Linked DNA regions of Homo sapiens: regions 1, 2, 3 and 5 are each linked to region 4. The links are chromatin loops, found by intact Hi-C in ENCODE. Cell type or tissue: endothelial cell of umbilical vein. All regions are shown on one strand.

What was found. A loop is a pair of places that touch in the nucleus more often than their neighbours do. Peaks named below come from ENCODE experiments on the same cell type or tissue, not always from the same donor. Only the 100,000 strongest peaks of a DNase experiment are listed, where the experiment ranks them.
Region 1: a loop joins it to region 4, with 4 times the contacts of the local background. A loop is called at or near these places in 3 of 110 quality-filtered maps.
Region 2: it touches region 4 in a loop (9-fold over the local background); 5 of 110 quality-filtered maps call a loop at or near these places.
Region 3: a loop joins it to region 4, with 4 times the contacts of the local background. A loop is called at or near these places in 9 of 110 quality-filtered maps.
Region 5: a loop joins it to region 4, with 7 times the contacts of the local background. A loop is called at or near these places in 21 of 110 quality-filtered maps.

Annotation. Positions count from the first base shown.
Region 1 is chr12:65,428,162-65,433,161 of GRCh38, forward strand. All of the region lies in intron 5 of MSRB3 (methionine sulfoxide reductase B3), which reads left to right. Among named protein-coding and RNA genes, the nearest start is that of MSRB3, 150 kb to the left of the region's middle. RefSeq lists an enhancer at 2,372-3,571. In endothelial cell of umbilical vein, no CTCF peak of the experiment used is centred here; a DNase peak (open chromatin) is centred at 2,950; H3K27ac peaks cover 3,769 bases.
Region 2 is chr12:64,888,528-64,893,527 of GRCh38, forward strand. All of the region lies in intron 1 of LINC02389 (long intergenic non-protein coding RNA 2389), which reads left to right. Among named protein-coding and RNA genes, the nearest start is that of LINC02389, 7.3 kb to the left of the region's middle. RefSeq lists enhancers at 326-968, 969-1,610. In endothelial cell of umbilical vein, a CTCF peak has its summit at 2,531 (motif pointing right); a DNase peak (open chromatin) is centred at 2,554.
Region 3 is chr12:65,879,538-65,884,537 of GRCh38, forward strand. All of the region lies in intron 3 of HMGA2 (high mobility group AT-hook 2), which reads left to right. HMGA2-AS1 (HMGA2 antisense RNA 1) reads right to left here and starts at 2,788. Exons shown (of 3, transcript NR_158985.1): 1 at 2,181-2,788. In endothelial cell of umbilical vein, a CTCF peak has its summit at 2,558; DNase peaks (open chromatin) are centred at 544, 2,684, 3,514 and 3,644; H3K4me3 peaks cover 395 bases; H3K27ac peaks cover 3,671 bases.
Region 4 is chr12:65,303,847-65,308,846 of GRCh38, forward strand. MSRB3 (methionine sulfoxide reductase B3) reads left to right here. Exons shown (of 7, transcript NM_001031679.3): 2 at 4,683-4,809. The coding sequence starts at 4,734. Among named protein-coding and RNA genes, the nearest start is that of MSRB3, 28 kb to the left of the region's middle. In endothelial cell of umbilical vein, a CTCF peak has its summit at 2,872 (motif pointing right); DNase peaks (open chromatin) are centred at 2,975, 4,335 and 4,885; H3K27ac peaks cover 3,435 bases.
Region 5 is chr12:66,105,207-66,110,206 of GRCh38, forward strand. No RefSeq gene overlaps it. Among named protein-coding and RNA genes, the nearest start is that of LLPH, 23 kb to the right of the region's middle. RefSeq lists an enhancer at 2,084-2,585. In endothelial cell of umbilical vein, a CTCF peak has its summit at 2,379 (motif pointing left); a DNase peak (open chromatin) is centred at 2,355.

The DNA.
Region 1 (5,000 bases), 120 kb after region 4:
TTGTCATCTGCAGAGCAGGCTGCTGAGGACCATGGTGGTTTTCACCACATGGCTGATTCAGACAACCTCTGCTATTCTTCTTTGTTCTGGGCAATATCCTGGCATCTCAGGTATACTGATCTTACCAGTTATTTATTTTCTGTGTGTATATTTTTTTTTTGCTCCACTGTATTGTTGCAAAATCTTAAATAGGATCTTGGGGACTCTCTGGGGTTATTTTGTTTGGAGATAGCTGTCTATGTTTATTTTGGGGGTGCTAAAGGGAGAAAGCTGATATCTCCTACTCTGCCATTGTGGTTACATCCCTATTATTCATTTATTCTTTTAAACACCAATTCAACACTTGCTCTAATGGACTGGGCATTGAGTATATATGGTACAGCATAGACTCAGGCCCTTCCTTAATTAAGTGAGTTTTTAAAATAAGTTTACAAACAGGAGTACGACATTATTGGCACTAGCAAATCTAATCATGTAACCCCTCTGCCCAGAGTTTTTCCAAGGGCTTCTAATTGACTATGGGATGAAATATCCCTCCCTTTGCATGCAATCAAAGGCTTTCATGACCTAGACCTTTCTCTGTCTATGTTCAATTTCTCTACTTCCCACCCCCATCTTTAGCAATTGGTATTTTAGAAAACGCTAAACTAATTCCCCAGAATGCATTGTGCTGTTATTGTTGTTTCGTGCCCCTACATATGGGGTGTCCTCCCTTGGAATATCCTTTTTTTCCCCATAAGATAGACATGGGGTTTCTTTCTACTAGAATTATATGCCCCTTGTAAAACAGCTCTCTTATGATTACTTACCAGTCTCTATTGTCTTTATAATTTTTTTGAGGGTGGGACTGTATGGTTGCCTCTTGTTTTACCCTTGGCCTCTAGTATAGTTTTAAACACATCCATTAAGTCAATATCTACTGCCTTAGGGACAGGAGATACAGTGGCAAACAGACAGGGCTCCTGCTATTAAGGAGTTACTAAACAAGGAAACAAATAAATGGGATGATATTTGATAGGAGCTATGCAGGAAATAGAAAGGATCTATTTAACCCTTTGATATTGTTGATCCCATGATAGGGAATGATGGTGGTAGGTGGAGGGAGACGCTCATTTAAATAGGCATTTCAGGGAAAGCCTACTGAGGAGGTGATATCTGAGCCAAGGTCGAAAGTATGAGAATACAACCACACAAAGAGCTTGGGGGAGTGTTCAAAGCAGAAGAGAAAGCAAGTATTTGATATGTTACGGCAACCAAGAGAAGACCAGTGTGGTTGAAGCACAAGGGGAAGAGTGGTTTGAGATGTGTTTGGAGAGGTAGGCAGGAGTTGGATCATGCAGGTTTTTGTCCACCTTCAAATATTTCTTGAACTGAATGTGTCAAGCCTGAAATCAAATTCTGCATATTTTGTCCTTATCCTCCAGCATATCCTTAGGCTTCATTTCTCTCCAGCCATGTTCCCACTGGGCCCACTGCAATAAGAGTAAGAGTGTCATACATTTCTCTCCAGTTTTATTAGTGGGATTTTACCAGATCTGGAAATATTAAAGGAAGGAAATTGTTTTCAGTGTTTGGTCTTATGAGTAGGCCTTTAACAACAGCTATATCATAATGAATTCAGGATGATGTGAATGATGATTGCAGAGGAACTGGATATGCACAGTTCATACAGACCTCTAAGTAAAGCTTAGAGCTTGTTTCATTTGCTTCTGGTTTTTATCTCAGTATGATCCAGCAACCTAAAATAATGAAAGAAGAGCTCCATTTCCAGTGACCAGTTCAGTCCCTGCACTAGCAGAAAGTTAGTGTAGAATCCAATGCAAAGATCACATGTAAATTCTAGAAATTTTACTACATTTTTTTTTCAGAGATGACAATTGAATTGCCTGCTTTCCTTCCTTCCTTCTTTCTTTGTTCCTTCCTTCCTTCTTTCCTGAGCACTGAAGGATGTAAGTGCTGGTTTGAAGAATCTAAAAGGCTTCAGGGTAACAGTGAAGTGGACGACACATTCTTCTTCCAGCTGCTGCTGTTCACAACACTTCTGACAGTTAAAATACATCACACATTCTCTTGTCCTTTTAATGTAAACATTTACTGTTTTAAGTGGACTATAGAATCAAACCAAAATAGAAGGATGCAGACTGATATTTCAGAGGTGAAGCTAAGCACTAGACTAAATTAAATAAGAGTAATTTGCAATCTAACACATAGTTATAATACATATTGTACATTATACTCTGTTTGTCCCTGGGAAAGATTAAACAGAGGGCTTTCATTGCTTGCTGTATTTTTACAGCCTGTTACTAGAAAAGAATTTCATATAGAACAGGCAAAATTTTGAATTGGAATTAAGTTAAAAATAAATGGAAAAAGTAGTAAGGTCAGGGTAGCCTCCTTGGTGTTGATTTTCTCCTATGCTTAAGCATCATCTGAAAGTCAAGAAAATGATCGCATCTCTAGTTTTTGTTGTTTGTTAATTTCCTCAGGAAAAACTTGACCTCCTTCTTTCTTATTACGTTGGCATCTGTCTTAAGCCTTTGCCTTCAATTCTTATAGCTTCTTTCAAATTGTATTAAATTTGAAGACTAAGAACCTTCAAAATGACTCACATTTGAATCCTGGACCTACTCCTAAGCTGACCTGTTCTAGTTTTTAAAAATGGATGTGAAATTTTGCTTAGAATCCTAGAAGTTAAAAATGTGACATCCTACAGAATGCCACTTCATACAGGCAAGTCTGGTGCCCTTAAAGTTAGTTTTACCCTGAGAGGAAAACTTAGAAATGAATACAAGTTCAAGTTTGCTCAATTTCTTGTTTTGCTTAAAATTTGCCTACATAACACATAAATTCATCAAACTCCTTTCCTAGTGACAATACTTCATTAGATTACTTTAGTGAGTATTCAGGAGATTTTCATCTTATGAGTCATAAAATTCTTTTATTCCCCAAAGAATTTCTGGTGTCTGATTGGAATTTCACGTCTTTGTAGTTTTAGCTGGACTCTTTGAAGCAGTTACTTCCTAAATGACTGTATTCCTGAGGCCTGCATGTAATACCTGGGGAGCTGGGTCACAGGTTGACTCCTGTTTTTCAAGAAAATTGAAAAATCAATCTCTTTCATTGCTTTAGTCTTAGTAATTTTATTCAGAAATTTTCTTAAACTTTTTAACCTCCTCCTGTCATGACAGAGAGGTTTTCACTTGCTGCCTATACAGTTTCCAGCATTAATTTTTTTGTGCCTACTTAGGCCCGTTTCTGTCTATTTCTGTGAATACATCCCAGCGATTTAATGTTAGTATGTTTCTTGCCTTTCCTGTCAGGTTTTCATCACTCGTTTGGTATAAAGGAAAAGGGGATAGAATTACAAATATACTGGACCATGTAGCTATCGATGAGAAATGTCTTCAGATATCCTTTTACTTTTTTCTTCTTCTTCTTTTTTTAAAGTTCTTTTTGAAGGAGGTGAAAGTCAGGTTATAGTGGAAAGCCAGAACCATTGTGTGTTCCTATTTGAAAAATCCTGGGAAGTGAACATGATACTTTTTGACATGCGAGTTTCAGAAATTCTTAGTGATTATTATAATACACACTCCGCTTATGTGCAGAGCTTCATCTGCATGCACAAGTCTTTGTGTGTTTTAAAAGATAATGCCTAACTCTTCTGTTTATAAATGGCAGTAGCTGAGTATGCACAGAAGAGACTGAAGTCTAAGTCTGGATGTGCTATTTGGCTACATTCAAACAGCATGGGACAAACACAAAATGTAAGGCTAGTAGAATATTGACACTAACAAATTATTCGGAAGTTGGTTATTAGGAAATCTTTCACTGGACTTCAGTATCTTTGGTTTCTTTAAGAACAAATCTAAAATTTTACCCCAAAAGCTAGGTAGTTATATATTATTTGTATTATGGCTCCTTCAACACATAACTTTTTTAAACTTTTAAATCAATAAAAGAAGGGATTCTGTCTATAAAACACAAAGGAATACACCAAGTTAATGTTTTAGTTGATTAGTATATTATTTTGAGAGTAGAAAAAAATCAATGCAAAATTACTTGCTATTCACATATATGCAGAAAATGTAAGTCCTTGGAATGTAGCACACATTATCATTACATAATCTATATCCATATGCTGTTTATAACAAGCTGAAATGTTATACCCTTGAGAAAAGAACCAGATTCTGGCACAGGACTGTTTTGTGGCAAGGAAAGATGAATGGATTCCAAAATTTTAAAAGGGGGGAAAAGCTTGATGGTTCCACAAAAAATAAGAGTTGAAATGGGGATTTAGAGATATATATGTTAACACAAGCTGACAATTAAAGCAATTAATTTCCTTCTTTATCTATATCCCCTCCTAGCTCTTCTAATCCTGACTAAGGTAAATGGATTGACTCACCTTTTTAGCAGATGAAGATAGGAACAAAGATATCTGGCATTACAGCCTGTCTCCCCATCCCCCGCCATCCCCATTTGTAGCTTTTTTTTTTACAGATGTTTTTTTCCATTAGTTAGAATAGTTAGTTCTTAAAGCAGTTAGAGACAGATCTGTACCAGTCAGAGAAGCAGTGGTTCAAGCCTGTTGGCTTAATTGCTTTGAGTATGTTGCTAATGATGCTGGGGCCACATGTTAGATAGCCAATGTGAGCGTTTTTATGCAGTGGAAAAGGTCTTTCTCCAGACAAATATTGTACCTCTAATCCTTTTATGAGTAAATCTGAGATAAAGGGATTTGTGAATTTGTCAGTGACTCATTAAAAATATATTCTGAGTCCCTTAGGATAGCTATTATTAAAAAACAACAAAATAATAAGTGTTGGAGAGGATGTAGAAAAATTGGAATCTTATACTAGTGGGAATGTAAAATGGTACACTTAATGTGAAAACAATATGTCAGTTCCTCAAAAAATTAAACATAGAATTACCATATAATCCAGCAATTCCACTTGTAGTTATATATCCAAAAGAATTGAAAGCAGAGACTCAAACAAGTA
Region 2 (5,000 bases), 420 kb before region 4:
TCTTCTTTTATTTTTAAGAGACAGGGTCTCACTTTTCCACGCAGGCTGAAGTGCAGTGGCACAATCATAGCTCGGTGTAATCTTGAACTCCTGGGCTCAAGTGATCCTCCTGCCTTGGCCTCCCAAAATGCTGGGACTACAGGCGCGTGCCACCACGCCTGGCTTTAGTGTTCCTTCTTCTGCAATAGATGAGGAAACTGGAGCTTGGAGAGGATGTTACTTTCTCAAGGTCATAGAGCCAGAGAGTGGCAGAGGATGAAATTGAACCTGGGTGTGTGGCTGTAGCTCCCTTATTCTTAACCACTTGGTGACGGTCCTTCTAAAAGCCTGTCCCCCCAACCCCCAAACCACTGCACTAATGTGATGTAATGGAAGATTGTGATCTGGGAGGCAACGGGAGAGGATATTGTACTACAGACACTCAGAAAATCTTTCTCTCTCAGAGTCAGGGTTGGACTGGAACAACTGCTGGCCTCTCATGGTGTGTGCACACCACATGGGCAACTAGATCCTAAAATACAGTGACCCACACTGGTGTCCCTCCTCTTTTAAGTTGCTTTGGGAACAAAAGGGCCATGATTATTAAAAAGTCATAGTTTTGCAGGAAATGGAAGCCAAGACCCATTAACAGGGGTACAGCTAATGGGCATGGTGTATGAAAGAGGCAAGGGCCGCTTGGCATTGTTTTTCACTCTTAGATAAAGCCGGAAAGGACGTCAGAACAATGGCATGTTTTAGCCTAAAGAGAAAAAAAAGTATGTTTCTAATCTGAGGGAAAAATGATGGTGTGTTAAAGAATATGAATTAGTGGATGCTAAAGAGGTCTGTTATTACTCACAAGGGCTAATATTCACACAGAATTGAATTTGACTAGGCTGGCAGAAAAACTTCCAAATATTCCTTTCTGTCCAATGCAGGGATCAGGCATTATCGCCCCAAGGCAGATTTGCCTTAATTGGGCATACATTTGCGAACATTAGCATAATGCCTTTCCATTTCTTCTATTATCTTAACAAATTGCTTTACATTGGCTCTCCTATTGCCTTATCTTTCTTGCCAATAGCACTTGATGGCCCAGTGAAAGGCACTTGGACTTCCCTAAAGATATGCAAACTTCATTAGCCTTGGTTCTTTAAAGGTGTTAGGCTACGCTTTCAAGTCAAAAGTCTGGGATAGTGTCAAGGGATAGGGTGGACTGTCAGAGTAAGAGACACCATGGGTTTGCTGCTTGGCTTCCTTAGTTAACACACTGTGTTTTGCCATGTGAAGGGAGAACTGACAAGGTATTTGGGAACTGAAAAATCGTAGTTACAACTGAGTTCACAAAACTCTGAGCTGGAGTTGGACATGACATTACGGCTTCTCCTGGTAGACGACCTGTGTTCCTCAAGGTCTCCCAAAGGCATGACTAACCACTCTCCTCGGTGTTATCCCGATTCTCCAGTGAGCCATGACCTCATATTATTGACACTAAGAGCAATGTTCTCAGGCCAGGATGGGATTCTGGAGCTTCACAGACCAGTAAAGTCACATTCCTTCCCTCACGGAGTTTAAAGTCCCGCAGGGAAGGACAGTTGGGTGAACGAAAGGCAAACACCAAATGGTAAATGCACACTTGGGAGCTTCCTCTTCTTTGAGATAAGAAGGAAGGCTGAAGAAACAGGAATGTTGAGAAGCTGGTGTGGGGAAGTACAGCAGGTAGAGGTGGGAGAGAGTGACGGAATCTCTACTCCATTTGAACAGGAGATGGGAGTTTGGGCTGTAAGTGAAGGAGGTGGGGGAAATTGCGCTGCAGGAAAGAGAGAGAGAGGTGAAATGAAATAATTGCAGTGGACGTTGGAAATTTAAATCAGATTTAAAAATACTCCTGCCCCCTGGCTTAGGAAAAAAATGAACATAGGTAAGCCTTATCGAAATAAACATCTTCCTTCCATTTCATTTGTTCCTGTTTATGTTTGGAGGATTTGTATTTGATCAGATAGTTAATAAACAGATGAAATATGAGTACAAAGAGAAAGAGTTGCCGTTCCTATAAAATCTAAGATGAAAGCTTTGGAAAGGCTCGATAAAACTGAGTTACCAAAAAAGCATCATTGAATAAAAGGTGAGAGAGACAACTATAAGAGAAAAAAAATCATAAAAATCAGCGGAGGGAATTTTGTTTCACAAGTGTCTTAAGGTTCTCACCATATAATAAGCAAACGCTGGGCACTGTATATGATGTACAATGGTTTGGTTTGTGCAACAGAGACTAGCAGCAACTTGGTGGATCTGCATTCAGGAAAGAGACCCTGGCCATGCATCACATGATTGGTGAATACATGCGTAGTTAGGTGTATGTTCCAGGTTAAAGTGTTTAGTGAGCTCTGCATGTATAATTTTAATGATTCTCTGTTTTACTGACTTTTTTGATTTTTCAACCAATTCCCTGTCAGGTATGGTTGGATAAGAGGTATAAAAGGAGAGTAAAAAGGCTTGGGGTTTTGTTTTTCCCTCCTTCACTTGAAGTGAGCAGGAGTGTGATTATTTCATCTGACCACTAGATGTCACTATTGCTTCATGGAAATATTTTCCAGCTGCTTTGGCTCTAGCAATTTACGCTGGACATTTTACTCTTAACTGAGTGCTTGTGTGAGGAAAGGCAGAATGGGTCCCATTGTTACCTCCTTCACCTGTGCTCTAATCTAGTAAAGTTTAAAAAGTATATAGACGTGGCATTTGAATAAGGGGCACCCAGGTACAAAGTTCCCAGCTAAGGATCATTATTTCTTGAAGAATGACTTCGAAAACGGCTTCCTTTTATTTTATTTTTATTTTTATTTTTTGAGACGGAGTCTTGCTCTGTCACCCAGGCTGGGGTGCAGTGGCATGATCTTGGCTCACTGCAACCTCCACCTCCCGGGTTCAAGCAATACTCCTGCCTCAGCCTCCCAAGTAGCTGGGATTACAGGCGAGCGCCACCACGCCCGGCTAATTTTTGGATTTTTAGTAGAGACAGGGTTTCACTATGTTGGCCAGGCTGGTCTCGAACTCCTGACCTCAAGTGATCTGCCCGCCTCGGCCTCCCAAAGTGCTGGGATCACAGGCGTGAGCCACCTCACCTGGCCCAGCTTCCTTTTAAAACAAGTAGAGTGATTTATTGTAAGTAAGGGAAAATAAATGTTCTGTCTGATTTAGGGCATACACACTACCTTGTGTCCAGTGCAGGTCACTCTGTCATAACAAGCCCCACCAGGTGGCTATCCCTGGCTGCACAAAGGGTAAAGCTGCCGCTGAAGCCCAGCACCCCTCCCCAATGTGAGCCCCTACTCTATATGCTGAGGAATTCCTCAGGTCAGTAAAGTCACCTTCTGAGGAATTCCTCAGCATATAGAGTAGGGGCTCACATTGAGGAGGGAGGAGGGCCAGCCCTACAGTGTCCTGAGCTGGCCATGGAGATCCCCTCTACAGACCCTGACATCTGTTTCAGGGACCTCAGAGTTGAAAGAGCTCTTGGAGGTCACCTGCTTCAGTCTCCCACTTACTGCAAGCAATCCTTTGGTAACATCCTTGGTACATGAGTGCTCACCTGCTGGAACACTCTCTGTACTAAGATCCCTACTTGGTTGGGCGTTTCATTTCCTTGTGCGGCAGCACTGTTAGAAATCATATTCTATATTAAGCCAGAAGTTGCCTCCCTTCAACTTCCTTTAATCATTTTTCATGATTTCCAGACTCCTCATCAATTCAGGAGATAGGAAGGAAGGATGATGAAGGATTGATTCGGGATAATTCAGTCCTTATTTATTGAGCAGCTTTAGGGCCAAGGCCCTGTGCTAAGCAATCCAGAGCATCTCCTGGAGACAGTTGGGATTGTCAGTGTTCTTACTGTGTCTTTCCTGGAATGAGACATAACATTCCAGGTGAGGTCCAATTCATGCAAGGTATAGGGACAATTACTGCACTCGATCTGGAAGCTTCCATTGAATAAGATTATATCAACTTTTTATACACTATAACAATATTGGTTCATTTGTGGTTGAGGTAGATTTAAATTCCCAAGTCTTTTTTTTTCTCAGAATCAGTGTCAAGCAAATTTTTTTTTTCCATTGTGTACTGCTTATTTTTATTTATTTTTTGGAGACAGGGTCTCACTTTGTCATCCAGGCTGGAGTGCAGTGGTGCCATCCTGGCTCACTGCAATCTCAGCCTCCCAGGGTCAAGCGAACCTCCAGCCTCAGCCCACCAAGTATCTGGGACCACAGGCATGTGCCACCACACCCAGCTCATTTAAAAACATTTTTATAGAGCCGCGGTTTCTCCATGTTGCCCAGGCTGGCCTGGAACTCCTGAGCTCAAGCAATCTGCCTGCCTCAGCCTCCCAAAGTGCTAAGATTACAGGTGTGAGCCACTATGCCTGGCCGTGTACTGCTTATTTTTAAATTTAAATTTAATTTTAATTAAATTAATTTTTTTTTTTCTGAGATGGAGTCTCACTCTTGTCGCCCAGGTTGGAGTGCAATGGTGCGATCTCGGCCCACTGCAAACTCCACCTCCCGGGTTCAAGTGATTCTCCTGCCTCAGCCTCCTGAGTAGCTGGGATTACAGGTGCCCTCCACCATGCCTGGCTATTTTTTGGTATTTTTAGTAGAGACGGGGCTTCACCATGTTGGCCAGGCTGGTCTTGAACTCCTGACCTCAGGTGATCCACCTGCCTCGGCCTCCCAAAGTGCTGGGATTACAATCAGTTGTGAGCCACCATGCCTGCCTAATTTAATTTTTTGAGATGGGATCTTATTATGTTGTCCAAACTGCTGTCAAACTCCTGAGCTCAAGTAATCCTCCTGTCTCAGCCTTCTGAGTAGCCGAGATCCATCCTGTACTTTATTTATTATTTAATTTAACTGTTATTTTAAGTTCAGGGGTACGTGCGCAGGTTTGTTATATAGGTACACCTGTGTCATGGGGTTTGTTGTACAGATTATTTTCTCAAATGGTATTTCTATTTTTACGTCTTTGAG
Region 3 (5,000 bases), 580 kb after region 4:
AGAGTATGTACCAAGTAAGCAAAAGTGTGTTATGACATTTTTTTCCTGAAACTTTTCTAGGTAGGAATAAACATTAATTTACATCTTCATTTGCATGAACACAAAACTCTACTATAATCTAGATGCTATACTTCTCAAATTTAAAACAAAAGTACAAAAACAAAAACAGTAAACACTTTAGGTGAATGTTGTGTTAAATGTCTATATTGAGCGTATATGTACACATATATTTATGCATATGTGGATGTGTGTTTATACATATATTCTATGTATATATCCTTGGGTGGGAACAGGGTGCAAAGATCTAAGCATAACATATCTCCACAGGGATTTATGTTCTTTTCAGTCTGGTATCTTTTAACTTAAAAACAACTCGATGAATAGAAATCATAAAAGCCATCCTTACAACAGCATTAAAGTGCTATTCTATTCTGCAGCATTCCAAGTGAATTATTGCTGTGCTGTCAAAGAAAACAAAAACATTTGAGAAGGACTGTTTATTTTACAGTGGTTGACCAAAAGTATGCAAGTGGTTATAAAAAAATGTAGACAGCTAACGATGGGAGGTGCCACTTGCACATTCTGAAATCCATTCACAAACCTTTGACACTAACTCTTGATCACTGGAGATAATATTAGAAGCAAAGCATTTTTCACGGGGAAAATCCTAGCACTTTGAAAGCATTTCAGGTCAAAGCAAATAAATAAAACCTCTATCCCTCATCCTGTATCACTGGCATCTCCTCACTCACAGAACCTAATGGCATGATTGTTTTTTCCCAAGAAGAGCAAGAAAACTTTGCAAAAATATTTCTCTCAGAGGTTATGGCAATGAAGGATTTTTGTGCCATGAAACACGTGTTGCCCTTTGTATTTAAAGATTAAAATAAAAACTGCTGTTGACAATGTTAATAGATTCTTTCATTAAACAAATATTTCATTTTAGAGCTATATGGGAAATTAGAGACCTCAAACACAGTCCCTGTATATTAAAGATAACAAAATGTATACTTAGGGAAGATAAATGACTTGCTTAAGGTCACACAGCAGGTAGCATGGAAGGATGAGTTAGAAGTACTAGTTCAGTGTTTGTATTTGTATGTTTTGCCTCAGAATCAGACAATGTACAGTTAAGACCTCATCGATATCTCCCGGTAAATGCTTATTTAATGTTTAAGAATTTTCACTGGTAAAGAGATTCTTATTCCAGGAGTCTAGGTCTTGGGGTTTAGGTTTCTTTTACTTAAAAAAAAAATTCCTCTGATAAGTGAGGATTCATTTAACTTTCTGGTGGATCATTAGGTACCTTTCAAGAAATGAGAATAATCATAACTGGCTCTATTTATCTTAGCATGGGTTGAAAGATATGAAAAGTTCCTTGATATGACTGGCACGATTCTATCCCATAAAACCACTCGTAAATATCAGTTGAAATAATGCCTGTAGGGAAAATTTTCAAATGTCCTTTCTGTCAATGCAGAAATGCCAGTGCAGCTTGTTTTCTGGGTGGCATGTAAGTTGTAGACAGGCACCACATTTTAGACATATTATGGTGGTGCGGTGAATTGACAGGCAGTTTACCACCATTTCCATGTATTAGATTATGTGTACCTCTGGCTATCCTGACACTTTGCCCCCAAAGTGGAGATAGTGAAAGAGAAGGAGAGAGGGAGAAGAACTCCTCGCATCTGTGCCCCTACCTCAGCAGCTCCTCCTCCTTGTCTCTGAGGGTCTCCAGAGTTTGAGAGTTTGGTGTCATGTTGGCCCAAGAGACTGTTGTCCTTTTGACAGCTCGGCTGTTTGTATCTCCAGAATGAAACATAATCAGATTTTTTTCAGATGTAGCATCTGCCTTCCCTCCAACATCCTTGGGTTAATCACGTGCTTGCTGGCCAGGATATGTAAATAAGACTTGGCTAAAAAAAACCCTTAAAGGATTATGAAGCAATCTTGCTTAATAGTAGCAGAACAAAACAAAACAAAAAACCACTCCAACAAATCCTCCTGTGTGCTACCAAGTAATGGAAAGATCCAGTTATGACTGGAACTGTCCTGGCCTGAGTATTGTCCTGGACCCAGAGGGAGCGAAGGAGGGAGGGAGGGAGGGAGGGAGAAAGAGAGAGAGAGAGGGGAGAAATATGAGAGGAGGAGAGAAATTGCTGAAGGAGAGCTTCACTCACTGACTCCGCACACATTCCCTCCCAGTGGTTGCTAATGAAGAGCCCGTGCTGGTGAAGGAAGCCTGCTGATCCCGGAACTGGCCTTGCGCGCAAGTGGTGGGATGACAGACACATTCCCTTCCTTGAACTGCACTCTTTTCCCTTGCACTCAGAGGTGGCCCGAGAGAGCCCCGGTAGGTCCCGGAGTATGTTTCCATGCTGCAGAAGGCATGGAGAGATTCCAATTGCGGGGGTTCCTCCGTAGCCTTTGCAGCTGAACGTCTCCATCTCCTGTCCCTGGGCGGTCAGTCGCTGGCATGGCTCTGTGGAGTTTTACCTCCCAGTTGTCTATCACCAAAGCTGTCCACCTTGTCCGGAGGGGAATGAGCGTGGAAACCCCTGGCGGCTGTACTGACAAAAGCAACCTTAGTCAATGACAGAGCTGGGCAGGCGGCGAGGTCTTGCGGGCTGGCCTTTCTGCTGCTGGTAGGAGGATCATGTGCTGCTATTTCGGAGGCTCCTGCCAGTTGGCCCCTGCCCACCTTTTCTGTTCATACTGAAGCAGCCAGGAACTGAGAGAAAGAGGAAGCCTCGGCTGTGCTCCGGGCTGCGCTGCCAGGGTTGCGTCTGTAGCAGGTCCAGCAGCAAAAACAAAACAGGGCAGAGCCCAGGGAGGCCCCAGCCACAGCAGCTGAGTGTGGAAACAAAGCAGCCCGCCCGCCCTGGGAAGCTGCCGCAGGCTGTGGAAGGGAACTTCTAGAGAGGCTGCATCCTCTCCAAGCCGGGAAACTGAGGCCTAGAAGACATGTGACGTATCTGAGCAGTGACCAAGCCAGGAGTAGAAATGTCTCCTGAGGGCCTGTCCCCACTGCTGTTTGGTTTTAATCGCTCAGCTCTTAATAGTGTAACCCTGGACAAGTGACTTACTCTCCCCAGCCTCCATCTCATCTGTAAAATGGGGATGAGAAAATACCTCTAAGGGTTGTTGTGACAATTAAATGAGAAAGCATAAACAAAGCACTTGGCACAATGCCTGGCCACTTAATGGGCCCTCAGTAAATGTTGGCTAGTTATGTGAACCAGAACTTGAGATGGAAGTGAAGCAGAAACGATAGGGAGTTGTTCAAAAATACCTGATCTGCTAGGGAAATATTTTTTAAAACAAGGCTGCTTTTCACAAGGAGGGGTAGGCACACTTGAATTAAGATCAGATTGATTATATGTTTTTGTTCAGCTTTGATGTTGAATTGTTTAATCAAATGGCAGACTCTGCCCCGCTTCCAGGAAGAGCTCAACTCCAACTAGGAGGAAGCAGGTAATGTGAGCCATGGCATCTTCCCCGTTTAGATTTCCTGACTCTTTGTTTATCTTCTTTGTCAATGTGCGTCTGAACCTTCCCAACAGAGTTTAAAATGTTCAACTTCAAAGCTAAATTCTGATGGAAAACACTTCCTAAGAGGCTGAAGGCTTACTCTAGGGGTGAAAGAAGAGGAAAGGCGATGGATCACACCACATTTGTGGAAAATGTTAATGCTATGTGATCTTGCCTCCTTAGACCCAGATAGATGCAAAGGATAAGGAACTCGGTTTATAGCAACAGATACTCCAAAAGTGCTTTGCATCCTGTTCTGACACTAACTGGTTGTGAATCACTTGTTAAAGATAAGGATAACAACAATACCATTTCTTGAGCCCTTACTGGGTGTCTGGTATTGTGCAAAGTACTGTCTATATATTACCTCAGTTTCCACAACAACCTTATGAAATATTTCTTCCTTTTGTGATGAGGAAAGTGAGACTTAGAGAGAAGTTAAATAACTTGTTCAAGATCACTCAGCTAATAAATGCTCCTATGCACTTAGTCACTGTGCTATGTCCTGCTTACCCCTTAATGTTGACCTTAATCCTAACTTGAATTTAGGTTAATGTCTATGCACTGCTTTTTTTTCACCTGCAAATCAAGGGCTGTACTAACAGTTTTGCTAAGGCCACTTCTTTGAAAATTGTAAATATTTCCAGAAAGAGGCACAGTTTACAATAAACATTCTTGCTTTCCAAATAAATTCTCCCCTATTAAAATCAATGTACCAGTTGTTATTTTCATACCTATGCATTGTTTAAGATAGAGAGTTCAGGACACAATTGAAAACTGGGAAAAATAATCTCGTGGTTCGGTTTGTTAGTTTGAGACGCAGTCTCACTCTGTCGCCCAGGCTAGAGTACGGTGGCCCAATCTCAGCTCACTGCAACCTCCAACCTCCCAGGTTCAAGCAATTCTCTTGCCTCAGCCTCCCGGGTAACTGGGATTACAGGCGCGCACCACCACGCCCAGCTAATTTTTGTGTTTTTAGTAGAGATGAGATTTTGCCATGTTGGCCAGGTTGGTCTTGAACTCCTGACCTCAAGTGATCCACCCACCTCGGCCTCCCAAAGTGCTGGGATTACAGGTGTGAGCCACCGTATCTGGCTCTCATATTTTTTATATACAGATTGAATATCCCTAATTTGAAAACCTGAAATCTGAAATCTTCCAAAATCCAAAACTTTTTGAGCAGTTACATGATATTTGAATGAACTGCTCATAAGAACATTTTGGATTTCAGATTTCCAGATTAGAGATGCTGAAGAGGTAAGTATAAGACAAATATTCCAAAATCTGAAGAAAATCAGAAATGCAAAACAGTTCTGGTCTCAAGCATTTCAGACACTCAGCCTGTATTTGCATGCTCATGGCTGTTGGGAAAAATTAACATATTCACCAAATTGTGCCTGGTCAATTGATAATGACTGATCAATATTAATGCACAAGTATATCTACTTTTGCTGTCAAGGGCAAAATTT
Region 4 (5,000 bases):
AAAGATAGTAAGGATCTGGAACGAAGACATGGAGGTGAAAATAGGAAACAGCTGACCTATTACAAAAATTACCACCATGTTAGTATGGCAGGAGTGTGGGGTGCGGTGGGTTGTAGAGGTATGGCAAGGGAAAAGGCTGAAGAGTTCAGCAGCAGCTGAGTGTAGAACTTTAGATACTTTAGATGCTTTGTTTAGGAATTTGGGCTTTATCAGAAGGATTTATCAGAATGTGTTCTGGGGGCTGGGTGATAGGACAGAAAGGGGTTTTGTATGATGAGAAACATTTCAGAGGCACCAATTGAGACGAAGTTAAGCAGCCATATCTATTGAAGACTTCTCAGACCCTTTATATTGGTTAGCATTTCCATGACTATTTGACTGCTAAACTTGTGGAAGGAGCGGCTATATTATGTTTCTCAGAACATGGTTTGGAGAACCCTGTGATATACAAGGGGGAATCATCAAAATGTTTTAAGCAGGAAATTATAGACAATTATGGAATCTAATTCTGTTCTTAACACATAATGTGATACTGCTCATTAGGTATTGTGCAGTCAGTATTTTTAAATGCCCACTATTTTCAAAATTATCTACCAGATATTTTGGGAGATTAGGAAGATTCATGAGACATCTTGTCTGGCTTTTAAAAAAATAACATGTTGATTAGGTTGGGTATGGTGGCTCACGCCTGTAATCCCAGCACTTTGGGAGGCCGAGGTGGATGGATTATCTGTAAATGTCATTCATCCATGTAGTTAATTGAATAAAAGGCAATGCGAAAGTGAGGAAGTTGAGAATAAACTTGGAGAATTATGGATTTTCTGGTGATCCTTGCTCAATGCTGATTTCTACAGGGTGTTTAATGCTAAGCTTTTGCTTTCAGGACTAGGATTGTTTCTGGCAATGGCCTTCACTCAGACAGTTCAGGGAATACAAACGGGTGAAAGCTGCCGAATTGAAACTTCAATTTAGGTGATCTGAGAGTGGAAGTAGCTGTTAGTTTGTTTGGTCCTCAAAAGTACATTGTCAACATTTTGAAGTTTTGGTAGATTAACATAGAGTTAGCTTTACAGATTGTGAAGGTATTTCCAAAGAATTTAAAGAAAAAGTTGAAGTTGAAAGCAGTTGAAGTTGCATGTGGTGGAACTAGAAATATCAAGTCTAGAAATCTGAGAATGTCAAGGGAGAGAATCTTCAAGTAATCTTCTTCTTTTTTGTTATTTTTCTTTTTTTTTTTTTTGAGACAGGGTCTTTCTCTGTTGCCCAGGCTGGAGTGCAGTACGCAATCTCAGGTCACTGTAATCTCTGCCTCCCAGGTTCAAGCGATTCTCCTGCCTCAGCCTCCTGAGTAGCTGGGATTGCAGGCGCCCACCACCATGCCTGGTTAGTTTTTGTACTTTTAGTTTCGCCGTGTTGGTCAGGTTGGTCTGGAACTCCTGACCTCAAGTAATCTGCCCACCTCAGCCTCCCAGAATGCTGGGATTACAGTGTGAGCCACCTCGTCTGGCCATCAAGTAATCTTCTTGAATTAAGTTTCCTTATTACATGTTCGTCATACTACCTAGTGGGGAAACATGGAATCAGAGTATTTAGAGTTGGTTGGTGCATCATAAGGCTTTTCATTGCCAGTTGTGTAGTGGTCAAGAGCACTGGCTTTGGAGGTGAATGTCCTGAGTTCACATGTATCAATCAGATTACCCAATTACTTAAGGTCCCTGCCCCTTACTAAGTGTAAGACCTTAGGCCATTTACTTAACCTCCCTATGCCTCAGTCTCTGTGTCTAAAAAGGGGAAAATGATAGTATATACCTCATGAGGTTGTGGGGATTAAAAGGGCTAATAAATGTGAAATGCTTAGAGCAGTGCATGGCACATGCTGTGTGCACAGTCAACTGTTATCTTTAGGATTTCTCTGTTGTTTGTTTTCATTAGAATAATTTACTGTGGAAACCTATCAAGTAGTGGTTTTCTGGCCTAAATAGGATTCTTTGGAGAATAGCTTGTTAACTCTAAGAAGGAGTGGATATAAATGTACTGTTACAATTTTCTAATTCATGCATTTAAAACTAGCAAATATTTGGCATATTTAAATAATAATAGCTAACATTTCCTGAGCATATACTATGTCCCAGGAGTTGTACCAAGCACTTTTAACCAATTAACTTATTTAATCATTATCTTATAAGTGAGGAAACTGAGGCCCCGAGAGGGTAAGCAAGTTGTCCAAGGTCACAGAATTGGCTATGGGCATGACCAGCATTCAAACCCAGATGGTCTGTGTTCACGGATCACACACATCCATTGTGATATCCCATCTTTCATGCAAATATATGTATTTTAGATCTGTTTGTTAAAGTGTTTTATTTTATTTACCGCAAACATTAATTAGGTGGAAAACATGAGCTAAAATAATTTTGTTAAATCATTTCAGTATAAAAATACATGTTAGAGCCATATTAACTATGATTCTTTTGTTCTGTGGAAGTATGAGTATTAGTTTGATGTAACCAAGGCATCCAGATGCATACATCCATTCTTTAGAACTGGTTTTCACTTTATGTCTCAGCTACATATTTTCAGAGTGGTTTATGAGTAATGCTACTTTGCATGCATTTTGCAAACTTCAATCCTTTTCTACTATCCATGCAGGCATTAAAATAATTCGGATAATATCAAATCCTAACCTATGAAACACATTCTTTTAGGATTAGAAAATGGAGAACAGTGTGACAAATTGTGCTTTTTGCATTCTTCAGTATAGAAAGACTAGACTGCTCTAAAAGTAGTCATTTTAGTTGCCCCACTTTGTTGGTGCTAATGTATGTACTTTCTGGGTCTATTTTCAAAAAGCTGGGCAAAACTAATTTGCCACTAGATGGAGCCCTGGCTATTTGGGTAGAAATACAGGCAACAGAATATTAAATCACACAGTCATATCATGCTGGAGGGCTCCCGGTATTTGTGGCCCTCAGGTTTTAATTGTAGAATGCATCTTTGTTCTTTCCCTGACCTGCAGAGTGACATCACTGCCTCTCTTCCTGTGCGCTGGCTTTGACATAAGCCAGATGGCCACCGTGGTTGGTAGGCGCCCAGGCTGCCTGGTACAGGAGTTGATGAAACAGAATAGGAAGACGTTTTATGGTCAGCTGTGGAAGCACAGTGAGACTGCAGCTTTGCTAAGTAATTACATTTACTGTGTGTGCTTTATTCCTCACAGAGAAGGGTCACAGGGAAAAAATACATTTTTATTTATAGTGTTGTGAGGTATAGACCTTTGATCTTTTATTAGTCAGTAGTCTGCTCCAAAGGAATGCTCTCTTTTCCCTGCTCTGCAGTCACTCGTGAAAATGACATGTTTATTTATGTTTAATGGTTCTTTCAGGCTGTGCATTGTGATACTTACCTTCCTTTTCCCTCCTCTTTGTCTGCAGTTAGTAACACAAAAATGTTTTAGTCTTGTAGTGAGTTTAGTTTGGGGAAGTCAGAGTTCAGGCATGTTAATACAAGCAGATTTCTGTCAGATATACTCCAGAGTGATTTAGTAAAATATATTACTGTTTATTATATGTTTGTTCTTCAAGGAGGTCAGAAGAGTCCGGAACAGACTTTTTTTGGGGCGGGAAGCAGGGGAAGTGGTCAGGAAATGAACAAGACATTAATTTTATATTAATTTTTGGACATTTAATGGTTAAAGTCACTTAAAATGCTAATTTGAAACAACATATATGAAGTTTATTAATCTAGTATTTTCCATTTGCATTTAAAGTTAATCTTTACCAATTGAAATATTGTAAAAAACTTTTAAGAAAATCCTAAGAATTGAACTTTTCTCTAAAGTTTAATATCTACACAATTTTTAGATTCTTCCACATAATTCATTTCCAAAGACATTAAAAAACATTTTTACACTTTTTGAATTACTAAATCATGAATATTATTCACAGGATTGACCTAGAAATTATAAATCATATAATTAAATGAAAATTCATATTTGCCATGCTTTATTCGAACTTAACGCTGTTTTGAAAGTGAAGTCCCTTAATTGTCCTTAGGTTTTCTGGGTCTCTATTTTATAAAATGAAATTCTAACAAAATGTGTCTCTTAATCTTATTATTTTATAGTCTTCTCCAGGGAGGGAGATTTGCCAATAATTGCTGGAAGAAGGCAGCATGGTGTAAGGAAAGAACATGGCTTTGCAGTCAGTATAGCAGGGTTTTTTAGTCCTTTTTCCACTGGTTATTTGCTTTGTGCCCTTGGACTTTTGAGTCACAGTTTCTTCACATACGTATTGGGGCATAAAACCTACCTCCTTGGTTTATTGTAAGAATTAAATGATACAACGTGTATATTAGGCTCCAGACAGTTCCTGTCACATGGTATGAACTCAGTAAATGTGAATTCCTTTCAACTGTTTTTAAACTTCCTCTCTTTTCTCAACCTCTTGTAAACTGTGTTCACAGATTGCACTGCTATCATGTAGTGTGTATTTTACCTCTAAGGTACAAATAAAGCTAGATTGAAAGTAAGCTCACGGGCTGAAAAATAGGCGTTTGAAATTTATTAGCAGTATGTGCATGTGTTCAGTTCCAGATAAAACTGTAACCATCAGTTGTGCAATGAATGTGTTTAATATTTGTGATGTTTTAATTTGATTTTTGTTTTTGTTTTTTCTCCTACTCAGCTCTTGCCCCTGTTCTTTGCTTCTCGTTTTGTTGGTGAAGATATCACAGTGATGTCTGCATTCAACCTGCTGCATTTGGTGACAAAGAGCCAGCCAGTAGCCCTTCGAGCCTGTGGGCTTCCCTCAGGTTGCTGCTTGTTGTACTGTACATAGTGAAGGCACAGGGCCAACTGGGTGTTTCTGCTGCAGGAAATGATACACCATCATGCTTTGCTAAATTTCATTTTCTTTTACTTGGGCCCTAATTTGAAGACGGAAATTGGTTATAAATCACCACTCTACTTTGAGTAACATTCATTTCCACAATCCTTACAACCC
Region 5 (5,000 bases), 800 kb after region 4:
TAGCTGGTAGTAAAGGTGTGCACAACCACACCTGGCTAATTTTTTTTTAAATTTTGTAGAGAACCTCGTCCATGATGAGCACTTTTAGAGTTACAATTCATAAGGTGTCAACATAGAAAGCAGACTGGCATTCACATTAGCCATGAAAAGACTCTTTCTATCTAAATAGCTTAAAGTTTACTGGATTAAAAAGGAATTTCCTTCTTTATCTATAGAGATTATAGAATTGCTTCTTTTGTGATTTCCTTCTCTGTCTCTCCCGGAAGGCTGATCTACTCCTACTTGATTCTTACTGATCCAAATCATCCTACTCCAAAGAAGCTGAGTTGAGGTTTAGACAGACCACAGACTCTGTTTTATTGTCTCACTACTATAAAAGAGGGATAAAGATCCAATAAGCACTGCTCACTTTTCTTGAACATCTTGAGACCCTGGTCTCTTTCATTGGTAACCTTTAATTCTGGTTCAAGTGGTGAGAATGTATGTGTGTGCACATGCAAATGCATATGTTAGAAATGAGAATACTTTTTAAAGCACAAAATAAACTTTTCAGAAGCTTACCCGATATTAAGTCACTCTGGGAAGCCATATGCTTATTGCAATTTTGAGGCATTCATTCATCAGCAAGGTTTTGAAGGCTGGCTACACTGAGTGGAATATGGTCATTTAACAATGTAATCTTTGTAAGGGTCATCAATCTCATTTGAATAAATATATCAGTTAAATAGATCAATTTCAGTTAAATAAAATTATGGTACATACATAAGATGGAAAGTATTTCCAACTCTGAAGCTCTTAAAGAGAATTATTTAGCCCACCTCCAAGATATGCTGTTAAGTGAAAAAAGACAGACGCAACAGTGTGTTTCGTGAGCTACCATTTATGTAAGGAAAAAAAGGATATATATGTATATGCTTATATTATAAAAGCCCAAAACGTTTCTGAAAGACTACATAGGAAACTATAACTGTGGTTGCCTGTGGGAGGGTGGCCCCAGACAAGGCATGAAACCAGAGAAATGTATTTGCGACTGTGTATTTGAATTTGTCGTACATGTATATATTTTGCCTATTCAACAACAACAAAAAACTCAAAATAATAAAAAAGAAGTCATCTTTAGTCCTATCTTTAGTAGTTATGTGGTAGAGCACTCTACTGACATGAGGCTGGGCTTTGGGATCAGACAGGTGAAAATTTGGATCCAGGAAGGGCTCCGTGGCTCACGCCTGTAATCCCAGCACCTTGGGAGGTAAGAGGGGAAGATCGCTTGAGCTCAGGAGTTTGAGACCAGCCTGGGCAACATAGTGAGACATCCATCTTTATTTCTATTAAAAAATAATAATAATAAAATAAAATAAAAATAAATAAATAAAAGATTTGAATCCACATGTTAACTGGGAGACTTCCTGGAGGTGCCTTACCTTCTCTGACTACCCATTTACTTCTATGTAAAATGAGGAAAATGATAACCACCTAAAAGGATGGCATCCAGGATTAAGAAAAATAATGAAAGGAAAGACCCAATAGGCACTCAGAAAACTTTATTCCTCTTTCCTCCCTGCATGTAGGAAGGATCCTGGATTGGTTATATGATGTCGTTAGTAATTTTTTTTTTTTTTTTTTTTTGAGACGGAGTTTCACTCTTGTTGCCCAGACTTGAGTGCAATGGCGCCATCTCGGCTCACTGCAACCTCTGCCTCCCAGATTCAAGTGATTCTCCTGTCTCAGCCTCTGAGACAGTAGCTGGGATTACAGGCACATGCTACCATGTCTGGCTAATTTTTTTGTATTTTTAGTAAAGACGGGTTTCATCATATTGGTCAGGCTGGCCTCGAACTCCTGACCTCACGTGATTCGCCCACCCTAGCCTCCCAAATTGCTGGGCGCCCGGCCTGCCCTTAGTAATTTTTAAAGAGTTAATTGATTGCAGCCTGTTTACATTCAAAAATCTTTGATAAGAAGTGCCTCCATGTGCTACAGGAACAGATCCTGGGAGCCGACCTCGGTGCCTCAAAACCAAGATCCCAGCTGAAGCATTGTCTTGGAAGGAAGGTGGGTGTGAAGAAAAAAAGGAAAGAAAGGAAAAAGCAATTTTTTCTCTTTGTCTCAGTGCATGAAATTTCACCATTAAAGTTCTCTCTTTTATATCTTGGTGGCTAGTAAATCCCTAACAGCCCTAATATAGATGATATTTAAACCTCATCTGCTAACACTTTGCAGGGAATTCGTTTAAGCAATTAAAATCTTCCCTTTCCTCAAACACCGCCATCCGTAAAACAGAGAACCGTGAAAGGGAAGGCCGATGGCCCTCTAGTCTAGTCCAAACTGCAACCTGATAAGATTTTAGAAGTCACTCCTTCCTCAAGACCCTTTACTGCCATCTGCTGGAAAAATTTGGTATTAACACACAGATTGCCCTATGACTACAAGACAATGGACCCTCTGGGATTGTGCAACAAACACACCGCTTGCAGAACTGTGAGCAATGCCCCAAAACAAGCTTCACAGTTTTGCCAAGGGCTGGCACTACTGCAGCACAGCCGCCCTTGATCGGTTGCTGTCCCTTCAGGCGTGCGTCCCATGTGAATTCTTTCCTGCCAGGACTTTCCTTGATAACTCTTGTCCATCCATGGTACTAGATGATTATAGCTCCCTTTCTCCAGAACCTCTAGAATGGAATATCTGCAGGGCCCCTTCAGACCATTTCAAAGACCCCTTTAGGTGTCCACGACCTCCCCAGGTGAAAAATTTTTTAAGGAATGTGAATTCATTTTTCCATCATTACTTGAGGCAGCACCATAAATTGTGACAGTGGAGGCCTAATGGAATGCAGCATCGCACGCGAGCCCCATGGATGGGAAACAGACCTGATTAGGTGCCATCAAAACAACACAACTGACCATTGGAAACTCTGCTGAGGTCTCAGGTGCTGAGGAGCAGGAGAGAAGAAGAGAAAGAAGTCCTGTGGGGCTCACACAGCCGGCCAGCCTCTCATCTCAAAGACAGAAACGAGGTTTGGCTTCATTCTTTTCTGCCCACTGATTGCTTTATTTCAAATTACCCTAACTACTTAGCATGGCAAATTAAGTTAAAACCCCCAAAAGTTTGCGGAGAATGTCATCTAATCTGATTAAAAGGAATAGTCCCGTCACAAGCTAGGGAGGAAATGGAAATTACTCTGAGTGCAGTGCTATTAAATAATTTGCATAGACTTGCATATGGTATACATCAGAAAAGCATATGCTCTTTAGATTTAATGAAATAATTTTCCCTTTCTAAAGACTCTTACAGTCTCTGTCCTTCCCTATCTGTCTTTTCCTCTTCCCAGCTGTCTCTTTTTGAATGCTAAAATTATTTCATGAGGAGGGTACATAGCAATGCACAAATTACATGAAATATGTTAATAATCTTCCTGCTGGCAGGGCTGGGAGGCCCTGAAACTGCATTGCCAAACTTCCCAAATGTCCCCCTTGTCAATCTCACATAATTAAAGGCTCCCTTTACAACCTTAAAAGGTTCCGTTTGATTCATTTGGGGCTTCCATTGATGGGGGAAGGGTGGTTAAAACCAATCCTTTGGCTCTACTTTCCCAAATAATGTCTTCCTAACTCTATGCAATAGCATCTAAATCAAAATGAAAATGAAAGGAAAAATTGCCATCATGCCCATGTCATCTACATCAGTTGAGTCTGTGACACTGCCATTGAGGTTGCACACATACAATAATCATCCTTGAAAGATTTTTGTGCCTGCTCTGCTTTTCAGGATTCAAAACCCTTGACAAATGTTAGCTGCTATTAAAGCATCACCCCCATTCTATCAATGGAAACAAGGAAGCCCAGATAGGGGAGTATGATGGGCTAGTGGCTATTGGCCGGGGAAGGGAAGGGGAGGGGAGATGAAATCTAACTATTTTTGTATTCTCTATGGATATTCACTAGTTTTTTAGTAATATTTTAGCAGATCTCATGTTCAGTTGTAATGTAGCCAACAGAGGAATTCTAGTGAATTCCCCAACAAAATTACATTAGGATCAAATGTGATCGTTATAAACACTATCCAGATGTTGGGGATGGACTGGATATAACTCTTTAAGCCCCAAATTACAGTATAATAAATGCAAGCATGGGGATCTGCCAATACATCTGAACTTCGTGTCGGAAACCAGGTCTGACCTTAATTTAACTCTGTAAGGACCTAAGAATTTCCCCACTTGTATAGTTAGGATGCATTCAAACATCTCCAAGTGCCATATTGTCATGAGTTTTATCACTTACTTGAAGCATGACCATATCAGATTCTGGAGTCAAGCCAATCTTAATGCAAGCATTTTATTAACACATTTAGAAAGGAAACAGAATCACAACTAGAAATAACTATTGAGGTTATGAAACAAACCTGTGAAATGAAATACAATATAATATTAAAATCACATTTGTCCTTGGTAAATCTCAGGGAGTTAAGATAGTATAATAAGCACACACTAAAATATTGTACTACGTAAACCAGCAATGCAAATTACTACAGGCCCACAGAGAAAGATATAATTTGGCAAGAAAAAATTTCATCTTCTGCTCCTGAAATCTTTTCATTATGCAGGGTTGTTAGAAATTGATAACTTTGTGTGATAGCTCAAGATCAGGACCGAATATATCATAATTAGAATATCAGTGGTTATAGGGAAGATAAATAGTTCAAATATTCTAGTGTCAAATATTTTAAAATAATAGGCCCTTTGGAAAGCTGGAATCAATAGACTAACCAATTTATTAAGTAGTAAACTATGGGATGACTGCTATCTGTGTGATATCATGTTGGGTAATGCTGGAAGAAACAGAAAGTAAAAAGAAAGATTTTAAGGAGTTCCAAATATGTATCAGGTCCTTTAAGAAATGCATGTTCTTTATCTGATTTTAATGTAGGATGTATCAAACCACAGAATGGTCTCCTCCCTGGAGAAACTTAAAATATAGTGCCAAAGTTATGAAATATACAACCCC